Regions from separate parts of the Homo sapiens genome. Here region 1 is linked to region 2. Evidence: chromatin loops called from intact Hi-C (ENCODE). Cell type or tissue: PC-3. All regions are shown on one strand. Links, peaks and the distances in the headings refer to the core of each region. The heading gives the core; the rest is flanking DNA.

The links. A loop is a pair of places that touch in the nucleus more often than their neighbours do. Peaks named below come from ENCODE experiments on the same cell type or tissue, not always from the same donor. Only the 100,000 strongest peaks of a DNase experiment are listed, where the experiment ranks them.
Region 1: it touches region 2 in a loop (3-fold over the local background); 2 of 110 quality-filtered maps call a loop at or near these places.

The regions. Positions count from the first base shown.
Region 1 is chr3:115,873,546-115,882,011 of GRCh38, forward strand. The region is part of intron 3 of LSAMP (limbic system associated membrane protein); the gene reads right to left. The region is part of intron 1 of LOC124906269 (a long non-coding RNA gene); the gene reads left to right. Among named protein-coding and RNA genes, the nearest start is that of SNORD155, 27 kb to the right of the region's middle. In PC-3, for the core only: no CTCF peak of the experiment used is centred there; no DNase peak of the experiment used is centred there.
Region 2 is chr3:115,819,662-115,828,127 of GRCh38, forward strand. All of the region lies in intron 6 of LSAMP (limbic system associated membrane protein), which reads right to left. The region is part of intron 1 of LOC124906269 (a long non-coding RNA gene); the gene reads left to right. Among named protein-coding and RNA genes, the nearest start is that of SNORD155, 81 kb to the right of the region's middle. RefSeq lists an enhancer at 325-444. In PC-3, for the core only: a CTCF peak has its summit at 318; DNase peaks (open chromatin) are centred at 300 and 3,150; H3K27ac peaks cover 1,447 bases.

The DNA.
Region 1 (8,466 bases), core at 349-8,348, 54 kb after region 2:
TTTTCCGGTCATTCTATTTTATTTTACTGTTCATTTTGTTTTACAAAATAATTAATCCTGTATAGTATAATAGAGTATTAGAACTCAATTTGGGGAACCTGAGTTCATACCTTGCCGCTAACTTTTACCAAGTTACAGAAAATCTCTATAATTTAGTTTGCTGTAAAATCGAGGTTATAATATCAGTTGTGATGACCTATAAGATTGCTAAGAAGTTCAAAAGAGATAATACATGCAAATTACCAGGTATCACATCTGTAAGTAAATGCCCACAGTTATATTTAATAGCTTTCTTGTCCTAGCCTGCTGGAGAGCCTCTAGCTTGCTTCCCATTTGTTCCCTCTAAAGATCACCCCAGGATTTGACCTTCCACGTAGGAATCAGTCTATGATGGTGCATTTCTGAAGGCACTGACTACTACCCATTTGCAGGATGCAGAGCCTCTATGTAATAAGAAATATATTACACTCTGAGCTTCTGCCCTTTTCTAAGTTTATCTTTCTCTCTTGGAGCCTTTTCATAGTTTTTATTATATATTTACATCTAATGAAGACTTGAATATTGCCTCTGAATATTGCAAAACATCAGTTTTGTTTGATATAACAGAGTTGGAGCTTTTAGATTTCAGCACGTAGATTGATTAATGTAAACGGCACATGCTGTCTCTCCTCCTCCAAAAAGACATTCCTTTCTCTTTCTGGGTTCCTTCTCCTCAGTCTTTGGGAACCAGCTCCAATGCCCTCTCCTTTAGGAAGTCTGTCTCAGCATCTTTCCTTCTCCTGCTTCTTCTTCCTAAGCCCTGCTTGAAACTATCCCTATTCTCAACCCCTAGGTTTTTGTCTTGTTTTGTTTTGTCTCTATTCTCTCAAAAAATTTGTTCATGCGGTGATTGTAGCACAAATCAGGCTGTACTATCATCATTTGTATACATTTTGTCTCCCCAGCTATACCATAAGATTTGTAAAGTCTCTGCTCCAGGCCCATTTATCTATATATTCCCCCATTGCTTCATTGACTTGTACATTTATTTATACATACAATTAAATATATTATTGAGTGCCTATTACAGGCCAGACCCTGCACTAGATGCTGAGTGAAGACACAGTGGTGAATAAACCAGCCTGTCTTCAACTTCATGAAGCTACCATCTAAATGTATGTATGTACGTTATTTAAGCCTAAGTTATAACTCTATTCAGTGTGAAGCAGGCAAGATATCTCGAGTGAAAGAGTGGATAAAAGAGAGTTTTCACTTGGTTAGGGAGGTTAAGAAGGATCACCTAAGAAAAAGCCACTGAAGTGGAGATCCAAAGGAGAAGTATTTTCTTCTCAAATGAGGAATTTTCAGCACATAGAAGGTACTTTAAAAAAAAAAAGAGAATGAACGTTTTCCTCAAATTAAACAGACACATTTAATAAAAATAGCTGTTATTTACCTAAGGCTTTCTACACACATCAATATTATCTCAGGTAATTCTCAACCATATGAGAGAACATCGTTTCTTTTATTTCTTTTTATAACAAATTCAAAAGATAGATTAGGAATTGGATAGTGAGTAAAAGGTAACACAAACTATCTACTACTTTCAATCCCAATCACAAATTATTCTAGAGGTCCTTACCCAAATATTTTCCTCAGAAGAGATGTTATCTTTTTCCTTTCCATCAGAAGAAGCGAGGCGAGTAACCTTAACCTAACATTTGAATGTATTTGTCCCAAATATATTCTTTAACTTCACTTCCTGAATAAGATTTTCCTCCTGCTCTCACTCATTGCTGTACCGAAATATTTAATTGAGTGAAATATTAAAGTAGGGGTTTGATAAGTGGCTGCTGCATTTTATTTTAACGAATGTGATGGGTTATCAAAATTGCTGCACTGTAGCCGTCTCTCTATAAATAGAAACCTATTACTAAAGGGTTCAGAATAATTACAATATTATCCCAAATATCACTATGTGCTAGGCCTGTCACATAGTAGATACTCAATAAATGATGACTCCTTAATGATGAATCTCAAATAATTTTTCTTTGACAAGCTATTGCTATTGTGACTGAATATTCATGTGAGGGGTCACTTCCAGGGTTAAAGACTGTGGTCAAAGGAGCAGGCAAAGCTCGCTAGATTAGGGAAATTGTCCTCATTGTTCTTACCTCATTAGCATTATTTCCAGGGTTCTTGAGCCCAATACCAAAAATAGGCCTTATGATTGTGTTAAAAAAAAATCATAGTTCCCATCTACATGAACACAAGCTTGGAAGAGTGGAAATAGATATATATTTTGAAATAACTTTTAAAAATGTGATCCTGAATGAGCTCTATACAACAATATTTTTCTACTGAAATTTAGAAACAACATCCCCAATGCCTTAAGTACCATTAACAGCAGGCTTCTGATGTATTTTTATAAAGGCAAAATTCTCCCCTAACTTCCACAAACAGGTAATTGATTTTTTTCTTTTATTTTAATTCTTAGAGCATTGAGAAATTTCTTTCTGTTCCCAACTATAATGAGAGCTCTGTTGAGGAGATTTGTCTCTGTAGCTAATTTTTCATGCTTATCAGTCATAGGGTTATCTTCATTTTAACACCCTTACTGATTCAGATATTTTGCATGAATTATCTGCATTAGTCCTGTAGAGGATTTCAAACTTACTCAGTAATGCCTGCAGTTCCTCATTCACTTTTGCTAAAAGAAACTGTTCTGATTTAAAAAAAAAAAAAGGAAAAAGCTTTTTTTTTTTTTTTTTAAGGCTACAAATAATACCCTCAGTTTGCATAGGGATCATTAACTTTCCTTGACAGAGGTTTAATTTCCATCAGACATTTTACACACTCTGACCAGTAATGCATTCAGACTCACCAACCAGTCCTGCTAAGAAATGAGTGTGTATTGGTAGTGTTTAACTGTAAAATGGGACCAAGAAGCCAAGCACTGTCTGCCACTGAGTACGAGGTTACTATTGATTTCTATCTTACTCTTTTACTCCACTGATTTGATTTCTATTAAAATTCTGCCACAGGTTCATTCTCTGGGTCAACTCTGCCATCACAACCATGTGCAGTGACTTCACCCAGGTTTCTGTCATCATGATTTTACTCTTAAGATCTCCTCATCCAGCGCTTTCTAGTTATTCTAGAATTCTTGTTACAACCACCCCTCAGCAGGTTTATCTACCCCTCTTTCATTCTATTTTTTTCTTCCTATATTCTTCTCTTATCCATTGTGATCATACATGTGTGAGGAAAAATATGTTGGGATTCTAAAATGCCATCTAAGTCCCTGAGTTATGATTCTGAGAAGACACGGATAGTTCTTCATCATCAGGAGAGCAATATTAATGAATTCTTTCTTCTTATAGTTTTTCTTCATAAGAACTGTCCACACTCTCTCCCCTCCCTAACTCGCCCCTTCCATTTTGGAAGCTTTCCAGCAATAAAGCAGAAGGAGGCAGTCTGAGAAAGGTTAGGCAAACACAACAATATTACCGGAATAAGTAACATATTGCTCATTAAACATTTAAAATCAACAGTTGCTTGCTCGATCTGCCAATATTTTGAGAAATGCCAGTTTTACTGCTAGGTGCCACTTGGCTTGAGCTTCTTAATTCATGATTTGTGAACTGACATCCGGGATAACAAAACCTTATTCCAGTTAGAATTTTGCCATCAAGAGAAAAGCTGAAATATCACAACACAAAGCTCCCTGTTTTTTTTTTCTCCTTCCTGCCTCCTTCCTCCCTCCCACCCTCATGCCTCTGCCTTCATTCCAGAAACAAATGGATGTGTTAAAACAGTGAAATGTGTTTGTGGAAGATAAATAGTTTATCTTAAATATACTGTTGTAGTGTCAAACCGAGTCTCAAATACATGTACATATTTTATTCACAGACATAACATTTCAAAATGAGTAGCTTTTTTCTTTTTCAAACATTTATACATGAGCGTAATGCCTACAAAAAATAAAAACAGAACGACAATGTAGCTCAGATCTTATCAGCATTATGTGCTAATCTCATCAAGAGCACGGGCCCAGAGTGTAGTATTTTGTTTCAAAAAAAGGCATCCCTTCCCTACTAGAAGCAGAGGAAAGTTTCTGGACTTTTAACACATCTCTCTCTTTTCCCTCAAATATTTTGAAGCTTTGTTTTATTTTCACTTTGCTGCCACAAATGTGATATCCTGGCCAAAGCTTCTAATCACGTGGGCATGCTTTCTGTGTCCTTCAGCAAGGGAATAATTTGGTCTGTTGGAGCATCAGAAACTATGCATCTGGTGCTATGATATTTTGGGGAGGGGGGTTGCAAAAATTTTTTAAAATGTGGTTCCCATCCTTAGGTAGATCACAGGCTACTGAAGAGACAGCTAAGCAAGCAAATGATGACACGTAGCAATAAGCACAGTAACCAAGCTGTTTTGACCTACTACAGTCAGGATTTTAAACTTAATAGGAAAGAAGGTGTGCCATCAGGCCAATGAGCTCCATCTCCCTGGGCCATACGCGGAGACACGATTGTTCTGCAGTATATGTGAAGTGTGGGAGTACCAATGCTGATTTGATAAGATGAGGATTCTTGGCATCCACAGTCTTAAATGTGGTAATCAGAACTCAGAAAGGGGAATATCACAGAAAAGTGAGACTCTTGATGAATGTCCTCCCAGAACAGTAATCTCTTAGCATGAGGCCATCTAGAAAGATGGAGACCAAGGGAAAGGTGAAGGAGGGCACTTTGTACCAAGCCTACTACCACTGGTTATGGGATATGTTACATTTAAGAAACACAATGATGAAGTATTGTTGTTCTGGTTATAAAGAGTGACAAACAAGGAAGAGATAAGAAAACGCATCTGCCTCAGACATTATTAACCAATAAAAGATTTACTTGATACTTTGAGAACATGCTATTCTTTTTTTTTTTTTTTTTTTTTTTTTTTTGACAGACTCTTGCTCTGTTACCCAGGCTGGAGTGCAGTGGTACGATCTCAGCTCACGGCAACCTCCGCTTCCTGGCTTCAAGCGATTCTCTTGTCTCAGCCTCCAGAGTAGCTGGAACTACAGGCATGCACCACCATGCCAGGCTAATATTTATATTTTTAGTAGAGATGGGATTTCATCATGTTGGCCCGGCTGCTCTAGAACTCCTGGCCTCAAGAGATCCACCTGCCTCAGCCTCCCAAAGTGCTGGGATTACAGGCGTGAGCCACCACATTCAGGTGAGAACATGCTATTCTAATAGAATTGTAATAATAATAACAACAACAATGGTGGCCCATGTCACCAATTCCAGGAGTTAGAATTACTTGGGAATGCTATGTGTATGGCAGCTATAAAGGATATGATAGATCTGATTAGTTTTGGTGAATTATGGGGTCAACTTGAGTAGTGGAGACTGATGCTTCTGAAGCCTTGGTATTTGCCATGTCTGTAAGTTGAATACATTACTCCAAAGCTGCAGGACACATGTCTCAAAATGTTGATGAAAGTTACATGACAGCAAATTTATAATAGGCCCTACATAATCACTCTCATGCCTTTGGGGCTGCAAGTTCAGTCAAGTTTATGTCATTATTACCATTCCTTGGGCTTACAGAGGACAAATTTTATGATCCAAGAAGTACAAATCCAGCCAAGCAAGTAAATGGGTTCAGATTTATTGTGAAGATACACTTATCTACCCTTTTCTGTTACCCATGACACAGATCTACAAATGTGTACATTTAACAATATTAATGGAAATTGTCAATTTCAAATTACCCAAGCCATTGGAGACTTGGAATATCATAAATACACAAATAAAACCCAAAGATAAAGTTTAAACTTTATACTAGTAAAGAATTTCAAGTTCCACTCCAGTCACTGAAACATTTATTAGTTATATCAGGTGGAAATACTGACTAATATGGGTTTTATAAATTTATATAGATGTTGTATGTATTGGTTTATACTGTAAATAATAAATAAAAAGCTGACATTAGAAGGTAGAAAGAGACGTAGTCATTCACTCATCCATCAAGAAAACATATCATTAGTGCCTATAACATGCTCCATTAAGCATGGGCTGTACCAATGGAGGGCAGGGTTCTTGTCCTTCAGGGGCTCACAGTTGAGTGACAATTTTAAGACTAGTAGTTACCCCTGAACAATTTAAAATTGGCTAATTGGCTAAGCCAATGTGTAGATGAGAAATAATGGCATCTTATTAAGAAAGAGACTAACTTTTCACAAAAGAGGCCTGGGTAAAACTCAGAGCCATGGGATATAAGCCCTGGGTACTACAAATATAGCCTTCCTTTTCAGGTTCTTTATTAAAAATTTTTATGGTAATCCCTATATCACAGATCAAAACCCTTAATGTGAGTTTAAAATGTTAGCATAAAACATAAGCTTGGTGTTTGTGAATCTGAATTCATTCAATTTATCATTGAAAAAAATTCTAATTAGGTATAAGAATTAAGAACCAGCAAAGAAACACAAAGGTAAAAATAAAAAGATCTTACAGATTTGAATACACTGAATGCAACAGATATTCCAAGGACAAACTCTAATGCCTAAACCAACATACACTGGGATAGCAGAGTGGATATCAGTGATTTCTCCGGTGACCATTTCTGTGTCACTATTCTCTGGACACACTGATTGATCCAAGAGAGAAAAATGACTTAGGCTAGACTAATAAAACTCTCTCCTGGAAATGTGAAACTTGAATGGAGTGTCTCAGATAACGAGTTTCATTAATGGCATCATGTTATAGAGAAACTCCCCAAACAACTCCTTCTTAAGAGTTGCCTTATTTTGCCTTATAAAGAATATATTGTTCCATTTTTCCTTTAAATTTATAATTTACTTCAAATTCTTAAATTTTGTTTTGCCTTTTGTCAGGCGAGTTAGTTTCTGTTGTTTACAATCAAAGGGCACCAACAAATATAAATATTTGACAACCAAATTTTCCTCTTGAGATGCTCTTGAAAACAACTTTAATATCCCAGGGTCTCTATTTTAATAAAGGACTACGCTGAAAATTCTGTTTGTTTACCAAAACTTCTAAATCACTGGGAAAACATAAGGTCAGGATTATGAGTAAAATTAATGTAACCACTGAGTAAATAGAGAATATTTTTAATAAGTTTGAAAATCAGATTAAAAGATCATGGTTACTTTGAGGCCTAAACATTAAAAATCTGCTATATTAAAATAATGTACATAGGCTGGGTGTGGTGGCTCATGCCAGTAATCCCAGCACTTTGGGAGGCTGAGGCGGGAAGATCATTTGAGGTCAGGAGTTCGAGACCAGCCCGGCCTACCAACATGGTAAAACCCTGTCTCTACCAAAAATACAAAAAAATGAGCCAGGTGTGGTAGCGGGCACCTGTAATCCCAGCTACTTGGGAGGCTGAGGCATGAGAATCCATTGAACCCAAGAGGCCGAGGTTGCAGTGAACCGATTGTGCCACTGCACTCCAGCCTGGGCAATAGAACAAAACTCTGTCTCAAAAATAAATAAATAAATAAATAAATAAATAAATAAAATACTGTACATAGTGCCATTATGTGCCATTTCCAGTAAGATCTGTCATCCTTACACCCAAGTTATTAATATCATACTTCAACAAGTAGTGTTTTTACAGTTTGCCACTTGCATTCATAAATGCTGCTGCCGCTAAGGGTGGCATGTGACCATGTTCATGAAAAGTGTTATGCACATAACCATTGCTCTTTGCCAGCCTGGACACTCTTGAAAACCTCCTGAGCATTAGTAAATCAAATTGTCACACCTGTGCCTTCTAACATTTGAGGACTAGCTTGGACCCATTTAGAAAAAGCAATCCATATTTGGATGTTACTTGTCTACTCTGTATTTCCAATTCTTTTGTGAGTATTATAGAGTCATTCTGCATTGTTTTCAGCCTTGCAGTGTGCTAGGTTAGTATTTCTTCCACCGACCTTGTTAATCATCTCATCCATACAGTTGCTTATGAATAGTGTTGCCTTCCTTGTCAATAAGAGCTATATTAAGAGCAAGCATCCTTTTACTGCTTCTTGACTGGTTGTGTTCTTGGACTTGGCGGTTGTTTATATTCACTTGCTACTTAAGTGTGGGTTCTAAAATGACACTGATTAAGCCAGATGGGATATGTGCAGTGTGTTGAATAAGATTCATTGCCATAAAGACAAATTGGAAAATATCATCCTTCCCATAAAATGTGAATTTGTTTTAGAGTCAGATTGGGTCATACCCATCCCTTCACTCATCTAATAAATATTTATTGATTATTGCAGTAGATGCCTTAAATACCCAGTCCAGATTCCCTTTCCTGAACGTGCACCTGTCTCTCAGCTGTTCTTAGAACTGTGATTAGTAACATCCACCTGGGGCCCTCTCTGGAGAATTGCTGGTGGATGATAGCCAATATGTCCAGAAATTCCTGGCTGGTTACAATTTCCCTGCTCCCAAGTGATTAATGATA
Region 2 (8,466 bases), core at 57-8,056:
ATATCAGAAAAATTCAGATATGAAATATACATTTGCTTGAAATATCTTTAAAAAGCAAAACAGGTTGCCAGTTAAATGTTAAGTACTCCTCCCTATGCCTGTAATAAATCAACTTCTTTGTGAAATCCTAAAGATCTTAACAGTTGGGATTCCATTTTTCTTTAGGAAAAGAGAATGGAATTCTTATTTTGGACTCTTATTTCCTACCCATCACCTTCTGTAGGAGCAGAACATTCTGAGCACATTTTTGAAAATGTGGTTATGTGTTGCCATCTTGTGGTAATACTAAGACATGCTCCTACGTGCTGTGCAGATGAATCACCTTTGTCCACGAGGTGGCAATAGTGGGAGAAATAAACACTTTTTTTTTTTTTTCCAGTGTCAGGCCAGGCATGAAATAGTACTCTTTAAGAGGGGATTTTCTGTTGTTATAGACAGAATTTTTTTTTGCATTTAACACCTAAACATTATTTTTACTTTTCTAGTGAAAATGCAATCTCATGTTCGTGAATCGAACTGCATTGCCAGGGATATAATTTTTGCAGAGATTTCCAGGGCACCGTGCTTAGAACACAACCTGGAACCTATGATTTTTATGCCTTTCAGGAAGACTTCTAACTAAATATTAATCTTGCTTCAGCAAATACACTTAACAAATAAGTATGGCAGTGAAGGTACAAGGTATAATAGAGAAAGGTAAATCGACTGAAGCAATGCAAAACACAACACTGGGAGATTCTAGTATAGAGAATGTACTAGGCTTTCTGGAGAACCTTACCATCACATGCTTAGATCTTAGCTCCTGATGAGGTGGTAGAAGGAGACAATGGGGAAATGATTTAATATTAGGAAAGGCAAGTGCCTCGAGACATTTATTTAAGCTAATCTGTCCTTGATTTTTGACTTTCAGATTCATTACACCCAGCCACATTAGCCTGCACCATTAAAAACATTGATTCAACCTCTCTTATTGGCATAGACAATACATCTGCCTTGTTCACTACTCTATCCTCAGCTTGGTATTTCTCTAGCACAGAAGAATGGTCCAGTAGATATGCTGAAGAAATACCTGAATGCATAAATAAATAAGAAAATGAGAGACTGAATGAATCAATTAATACCTCAAGTGTTACCCTAGATAAGATTCTAGAGAGGGGAGATTCTATTTTCTTTTTAGAACCACGGTGCCTGAACCTAAGGTGAGATTATTCTTGGGAATTCACAGTTATTTGAAGAGCCAATGGGGCCAGGAGGTCCTTGCCTTATTTCCCAAATCCTGGCAGGTAGAACATTTTCTGGAGGGCTGAGCTTTATTTTAAAACACCTTCCTGACTAATAAAAATGTGAACTTTAACAAATAAAAGCCCAAGTTTCTTTTGAAGATTTATTCTTCTTCTTACCCTTTACTATGATCTCTTGCTCTTATCTCTCACTACGTGATGTGATTTTTTTCTCTTTCTCTGTCTCTCTCTCTCCCCCTCCCTCCATCCACATCTCTGAAAAAATTCAAGTGAGTGTTGCAAAGATGAAAGATGCTCCATTGGAAACTCTACAGTTTATAGTTTGGGAACTCCCTCATTATCTTAGGAAATCTTCATATCTTTATGTGTGGAAAATTTTGGCATTTTGCTTTCTTTGAGTTATATCTGGGAGATGAAGTGAGGGTACAACACATTCATAAGGAAAAGAATTGACGTTTAGTGCTTTCAGTCTTGACTTTTGACAACTTTTCTCTAATCCTCTACTTATAAGAGTTCATTTGCATTCACATGTAGGTAACGTAGAGTTTGGGGAGTTTATATTGTTTGCACAGTTGTTCTAATTCTAGGGTATTTACTTGAAAACAAATGTCTTATTTTTCAACCTGCTGCAGCCATTTGAAAAAGAAAACATTATCTCTATGTGTGTGACATAAGTCTTTCTATAAGGCTAACCCTCTGATGTGCTGCAGGTTTTGAAAATGACATAAGAATAATTAATGGCACTTTTAAAATTCTGGGCCAGAGTTAGTAAGAGTGTGTGTTTGCAGAAGTGGGACAGGAAAAGGTCCAAATTCAGTAGGGATTTTATCCTCCAGTTCCTGAAAATTGCAGAAAGGGGCAGGGTTAAAATTATTAAGAAATGTAATAAAAGAAACAGAGGAGGAGATCATACCTGCTGCTGCTTCCTCACTGATGCCAAGGACCTGAGGCATAACATTTGTAAGATTCTGCCATGGAAATTTATGGGTTTTGCCCTCTGACTTCTGTTTATTTATTTATTGGCCAAATTTTTGAAAAATAAAACCTTTATAATTATAGTGGCTTAAAAGGGAGCAATTTTTATTAATTCAATTTTCAAGCCACACTTTGAAAGCTATTAACTTCTTTCTCACAGATTTCTTCACTCAGAGGCTTTAGGGATTAGCAGCTTGTACTTGTAAATATTATTTTTTTCTTTTGCCATAGAAAAGTATTTGCCTTGTGATTCATATTTGAATTATTAGAGCTTTTGATATTCTCCCATGTATGATATTCATGTTGTATAAACCTCAATGTCAAATATTTCTAGAATAATGTTTTCTGAGAATCAAAGTACTCATTCTGGGGCTAGTGAAGTAAGAAAAGAGTCAAAATAGAGAAATGGATTTGAATCTCAATCTTGAGATTCTTCCTATATTTTTTTCTTTTCTTTCTTTCTTCTTTCTCTCTTTCTTTCCTTCTTTTTTTTTTTTTTTTTGACAGAGTTTCGCTCTTTTTGCCCAGGCTGGAGTGCAATGGCCCGATCTCGGCCCACCACAACCTCCATCTCCCAAGTTCAAGCAATTATCCTGCCTCAGCCTCCCGAGTAGCTGGGATTACAGGCATATACCACCATGCTTAGCTAATTTTGTATTTTTAGTAGAGATGGAGTTTCTCCATGTTGGTCAGGCTGGTCTCAAACTCCCAACCTCAGGTGATCTGCCCGCCTTGGCCTCCCAAAGAGCTGGGATTACAGGTGTGAGCCACTGCCCCCGGCCTTCCTATTTTCTTAGTTAATAGGTGGACCATTGCCCTCATGACTAAGAGTATACATCAAACCAGCTGAGAAAACTAAGCAATCTTAGCATGTCATCAATATTTGAGAAAGGAAGTTGGCCTCCCTTAGCTAGATTTGGGCCAGCAAGGAATGCTACACTTTACTTTCAAATACCGCTAAAGGCTTTTCTTCTTTATAGTTGTCTGTGACTAGAAATGGACTTCAGTTTGGTGCTCTGTCAGAGTAAATAATGACATAGGCATGAGTAGACAGTACCAGAATACTGCAGCCCTAGACAGATGGTGTTAATTCCTTGTTGAATGAATGAATGAAACCAAACTAAAATAATGCTGGTATAATTTCTTGTTGAAAAACGTGAATAAAATATTTGGGCCTCACTCCTTATATCAAATATTCTATAGTGAATAGAATGTGAAAAAATGCTTAAATTGTCATTGGATTAAAAAGAACACATCTATTAAAGGAAAAATATTAATGCGCCAACTTGGAGAGAGAACATATGAGCCCCCACATCTGAAAGGAGGACTCTTACTGGGGATCCTGGAGGTGCATGAGGGAAATCCCTTGTGAGTCAATATTTGACTAAGACCTGAAAGCACTTTGGGTGTGCACATCACTGTGGAGAGCACCCTGGCCCAGGTAGGAGGGCAGCTCCTGGGCCTGCCTCTGCTATAACCTTGAACGAATAACAGAAACATGCCCAGCTTCTGAGAGCATGGAAAAATAGAAGACATTTTATGTTTTTAACTTGAACATTCTGTAGTACACTGGCAGCTCAAACATTCAGACAAAACATTTGTTTATATTGCATTAATGGTGTTATCTCTAAGGAGAGGGATTACACAGGAGCTTTATTTTCTTCTTTATAGTTTCATATTTTTCAAATTCTTCCATAATGAGAATGCATAACATTTATTATCAGAATAGAAAACTATTTGTAAAAACAAATCAATGCATTTTTTTAAAAAAAACCTTTAAATGTGGAGAAAAGGAAATAATCATTTTCTGATTATTTGGCATTGGCATTAGTTTGACAACATTACAAGGAGAATAAATTTTTTCTCCATTTTTCAGCTGGGAGATACCATGTAGTAAAGCAAAAGAGAAGCTAAGATGGGTGAATCCTAATTTCCAAAGCAACATGGTCTTAACAGCAATGCAATAAAAAATGTTATCATACAGGTTGATGAGGTCCTACTGACCAGAGGCTTGATGTACTGGGTATTGTCGTATAAAGTAAGTATAGGTGCATGATTTGACTTTAACCATTATGGGCTTTGCTCAATGGTGATACGGATTGTTACAGAAAGAGCAGTCTCACTAAACACTCTCAACATAAAGAGAATGCTTTCTTAAGTCTCTTGCACCAAGTCAGCTTTCTTACATTTTGAGAGTTTCTTATTTAGCCTGAGAGGTTTAGTTTTTAATAATCAATGAATTGAAATGTTCCAGAATGCCAAAGAGGCTAAGTTTAATAAAGGGGTTTCTCTGGGCTATGCCACCTGAAAATATGTGTAAGATTAGATAAATCCCAGAAGTAAATTTATTTGGATCAGCTGTCAGTAAGGTACTCAGGACTAGACATGCAGTTTCTGTCTTAAAGAAGAAACAGGTTTCTCTGCCCTTGTGCCTAAAATGCACCTTGGCCCTTGTCTATGGGTGCAAACTGGCCCTTTGACCTTTGTTGTAATTAAGAGACCAGCCAACTCATTTAATAAAGAACTATATTCCAGGCCAGTTGCTGTGACTCATGCCTGTAATCCCAGTAATCCCAGCACTTTGGGAGGCCAAGACGTGCAGATCACGAGGTCAGGAGTTTGAGACCAGCCTGGCCAACATGGTGAAACCCCATCTCTACTAAAGATACAAAAAATTAGCCGGGTGTGGTGGCATGCACCTGTAATCCCAGCTACTCGGGAGGCTGAGGCAGGAGAATCGCTGGAACCCAGGAGGCGGAGGTTGCAGTGAGCAGAGATTGCACCGTTGAGTCATTGCACTCCAGCCTGGGTGACAGGGCGAGACTCCGTCTTAAAAAAAAAAAAAAAAAAGAACTAGCTTCCGGACCTAAATCTACTTAGTTGTTGATTCTTCTTAGTTGTTAAAACATAAAATAGATTATATATGTCATATTTGTGTTTAAAAACATAAATTTTATGTATACTCTAAAGCCTTTTGTACTTTCATTTATCTGACTTGGTAAGAAAGATTAAAAATGCAGGTTTGGATAGGTCTCCAGAGATTTACATTCTTTCTGGTCTTACCCCTCACTTTCTATTTTCCAGCCCCAAATTGTGAATTTCTGATCTATTTTTGAATACATTTTAAATTTAAAATCCTAAGGCATGCAAGACCATCTTTAATCTACGTAATATGCCTTTTCATTTTGTATGTTTTAAAATCAAAACCATTCAAATAACATGAAACGAGGTAACTGGCCTGCAGAATTTGAATGCAAAGATAACAAGTGAATTTGTGAGATTTCCCAGGGTTTTTAAAGCTCCTGGAAATAAGGAGATAAGGGATTAAAAAATGTTGGTATGCTCTGAGTCACCCTTGGACCTACCTCTATTGCACTAACTACCGCAGTGCAGAACTTGGTAAATGTAGTTCTGCTTTGGACTACTTCCAGCAACATTATTCTTTGGAGTTCCAGAATGCTTCAATAACAAGTTTGGTTTATCTATAACTCCTGCTATGTCAGTGACTCCAAATATAACATTATAGCCAGGTCCTTGTGCAACTCTCTGAAAATACTGATGGCTCCTTACAACCTATTTCTACAACTAAAATAAAAACCTACCATCAAACCTCCTTACTGAAAAGCTGCAAGTTTTCTCTAGACATTCTGCTAAATAACAGGCTGTCAGTATCCTCCAGAAAGCTAAACCTAAATACTAATACCTACCACACAGTACATAATATCCATGTGTGACCATACAATTAAGCCCACAAGTGCTTTTCCTGGTCCTGAGTGTAATATAGGTGAAAATGCCCAATCTCTAACCTTTATTTTTATTTTTCTAGAAATTATCTTTATTTTTTAAACTTGATGTATTCGTATAAGGTATAAAGATCAAATGAGGGTAATTGGGATATCCATCACTTTAAATATTTATATTTTCTTTATGCTAGAAATGTAGAAATCTTTGAAGTATTCTAGCTATTCTGAAATGTACATACATTGTTGTAAATTATAGAAATTCCTCACCTTTAACTCCACTGGTTTATCATGTTTATTTCTTTTTGTAAACAGGCCAGATGCAAGACAGGATAAACTCTTACGTAAAAAATATTATTTTTCTAGATTTAAAAAATTTATTAGGCTTTATAGTGGATCCCTGTGAGTTAAGTTCTTTCTGGATTCTAGACCTTTGCAGGTAGTGGGTTGTCGTTCTCTTCCCCTGCTTCTTCTCTTTCTGTCTTTTATTTTTATTTTTATTTTTATTTTTATTTGAGACAGAGTCTCGATCTGTCACCCAGGCTGGAGTGCAGTGGCGCAATCTTGGCTCACTGCAAGCTCTGCCTCCTGGGTTCACATCATTCTCTTGCCTCAGCCTCCTGAGTAGCTGGGACTACAGGCACCTGCCACCACGCCCGGCTAATTTTTTGTATTTTTTAGTAGAGACGGGGTTTCACCGTGTTAGCCAGGATGGTCTCAACCTCCTGAACTTGTGATTCAGCCTCCCAAAGTGCTGGGATTACAGGCATGAGCCACCACGCCTGGCCTGTTTCTGTCTTTTAAACTTCACTTTCACCTGGAAGTCTTCCCCCATTAGCCCAGACTAGCTAATGTGCCCTGGTTTGTTCTCCCCAAACACCTACCAGTTATCTTCACATGGACTTAAAGTTTACTGTGGTTGCTTAGTTCATTAAGTACTTCTCCATTTGGTCTGTAAACCCTCTTAGTGCAGAGGCTGTACCTGCTTCATTCTCCTTTGTCATCCCCAAAACCCGGCTCAGAGCAAATACTAAGATATTTCTTTGAGTAAATGAATGGTGTCGTCAAGATATTGTGCATGTCAAATTAACTTAACCTGTGCCAAAAAATGAGTTTTTAACTGCCTATCAAGAATGTAACCTCTTTCTTGTGTTCCTAATGATTAGAAATCATAATGAAAAGAAAACGTGACCTCTAAAAGAAACTCTACAAAGCAAAGGCAAGAGCAAGTGGAGAGTACATCTAAATACAGAAAAAAAATCATACTATTTACGAGTTAGAATGGGAAGGTTGATCTCCCAACGGAAGACCAGCCTCCAATTAATGGGATCATTCCGTCTTTTTTTTTTTTTTTTTTTTAAGCACTGCTGCACTTAACAGCTGTCAGCGATAAACTTACCTGTGTTCTGGAACTTCAAGGGAGAAAAATAAAACAAATTTCCCAAGTTACTCTAGCTTGCAATTCAACAGAGAAGTGCAAGTTACTGCTTGGTTTCATTTTGTTTGCTTTGTTTTGTTTCTAGCTATTTCTGCTCTCCAAATATCCCCAGCTTCCAACTCATACAAAACCCACACGTATAGTTGAAAAACCACTGTAGGATGGCCAAGCAAGTTTCCAACATAAAACATGGCTGGGAATGCTTGCTGCTGTGTGAGCTAAGGAGCATGGGATGGTAAACAGAATGGACACTTGGCCAAGGCACGGTTATTTTCTACTGCTTTTTTTTTTTTTTTTCTACAGGATGCTACTATTGCCTCCAAATGTCTTTTTAGGCTTTTTAGGCAGTTAAAAAGGTCATACTGAGATTCCGAGGTTTAGAAGGTGGGTGCTTAAGTCAGAATCTTTATTGCGAGTATGGGGCAGATAAAAAGTAGAATGAACTATTAGCTGTGATTGATAGTAAAGAGACTATGTCAGTGGTAATGTCTGGGTGCTAATCATAGGTATGTGTTACAGAGATGTGGGAAGCATTTTCTTTTACAATCAGCACAGTGATAAGCGAAACTATAGAGTAAACTATGGCAGTGCTTGGCTCCCCAGGGTCCAATTAGGAAGCATGATAAATGACTTGTAAGGTCTCTTCCCCACTGATCTGTGGTGGATATAAGCTGACATTCTCCGTGGAGTCCTAGTGAGTAGTCTGCCTACTCCCATCATACATCTCAGTACATAGGAACACCTTAAATTGGAATTCCAAACTCATTATGCCATGCTGTGTTCTTACTTGGCAGGTGTGTTTCTTCACAGCAGTATACAAGGGGAGGTGTAAGGTGGGATCTCTCATACTGATTTTTTCCCCATCAAGGTGCTTTTTTAGTTTAATACCTACAAATAACTTGTGATGATGAAAGAATATCATGAGGCTGCAATGACTGTATAAGGGAAATTGTTAACTAAGCTTAATTTGTATCTTGCCTCTTCAGAAGTCAAAGCTTTCTCCAGATAGGTGGGATAAGGGCTTGGTGGTGCTTGCATGGCTAGTAACCAGTGTTTAGAAGTGAATGTCAAT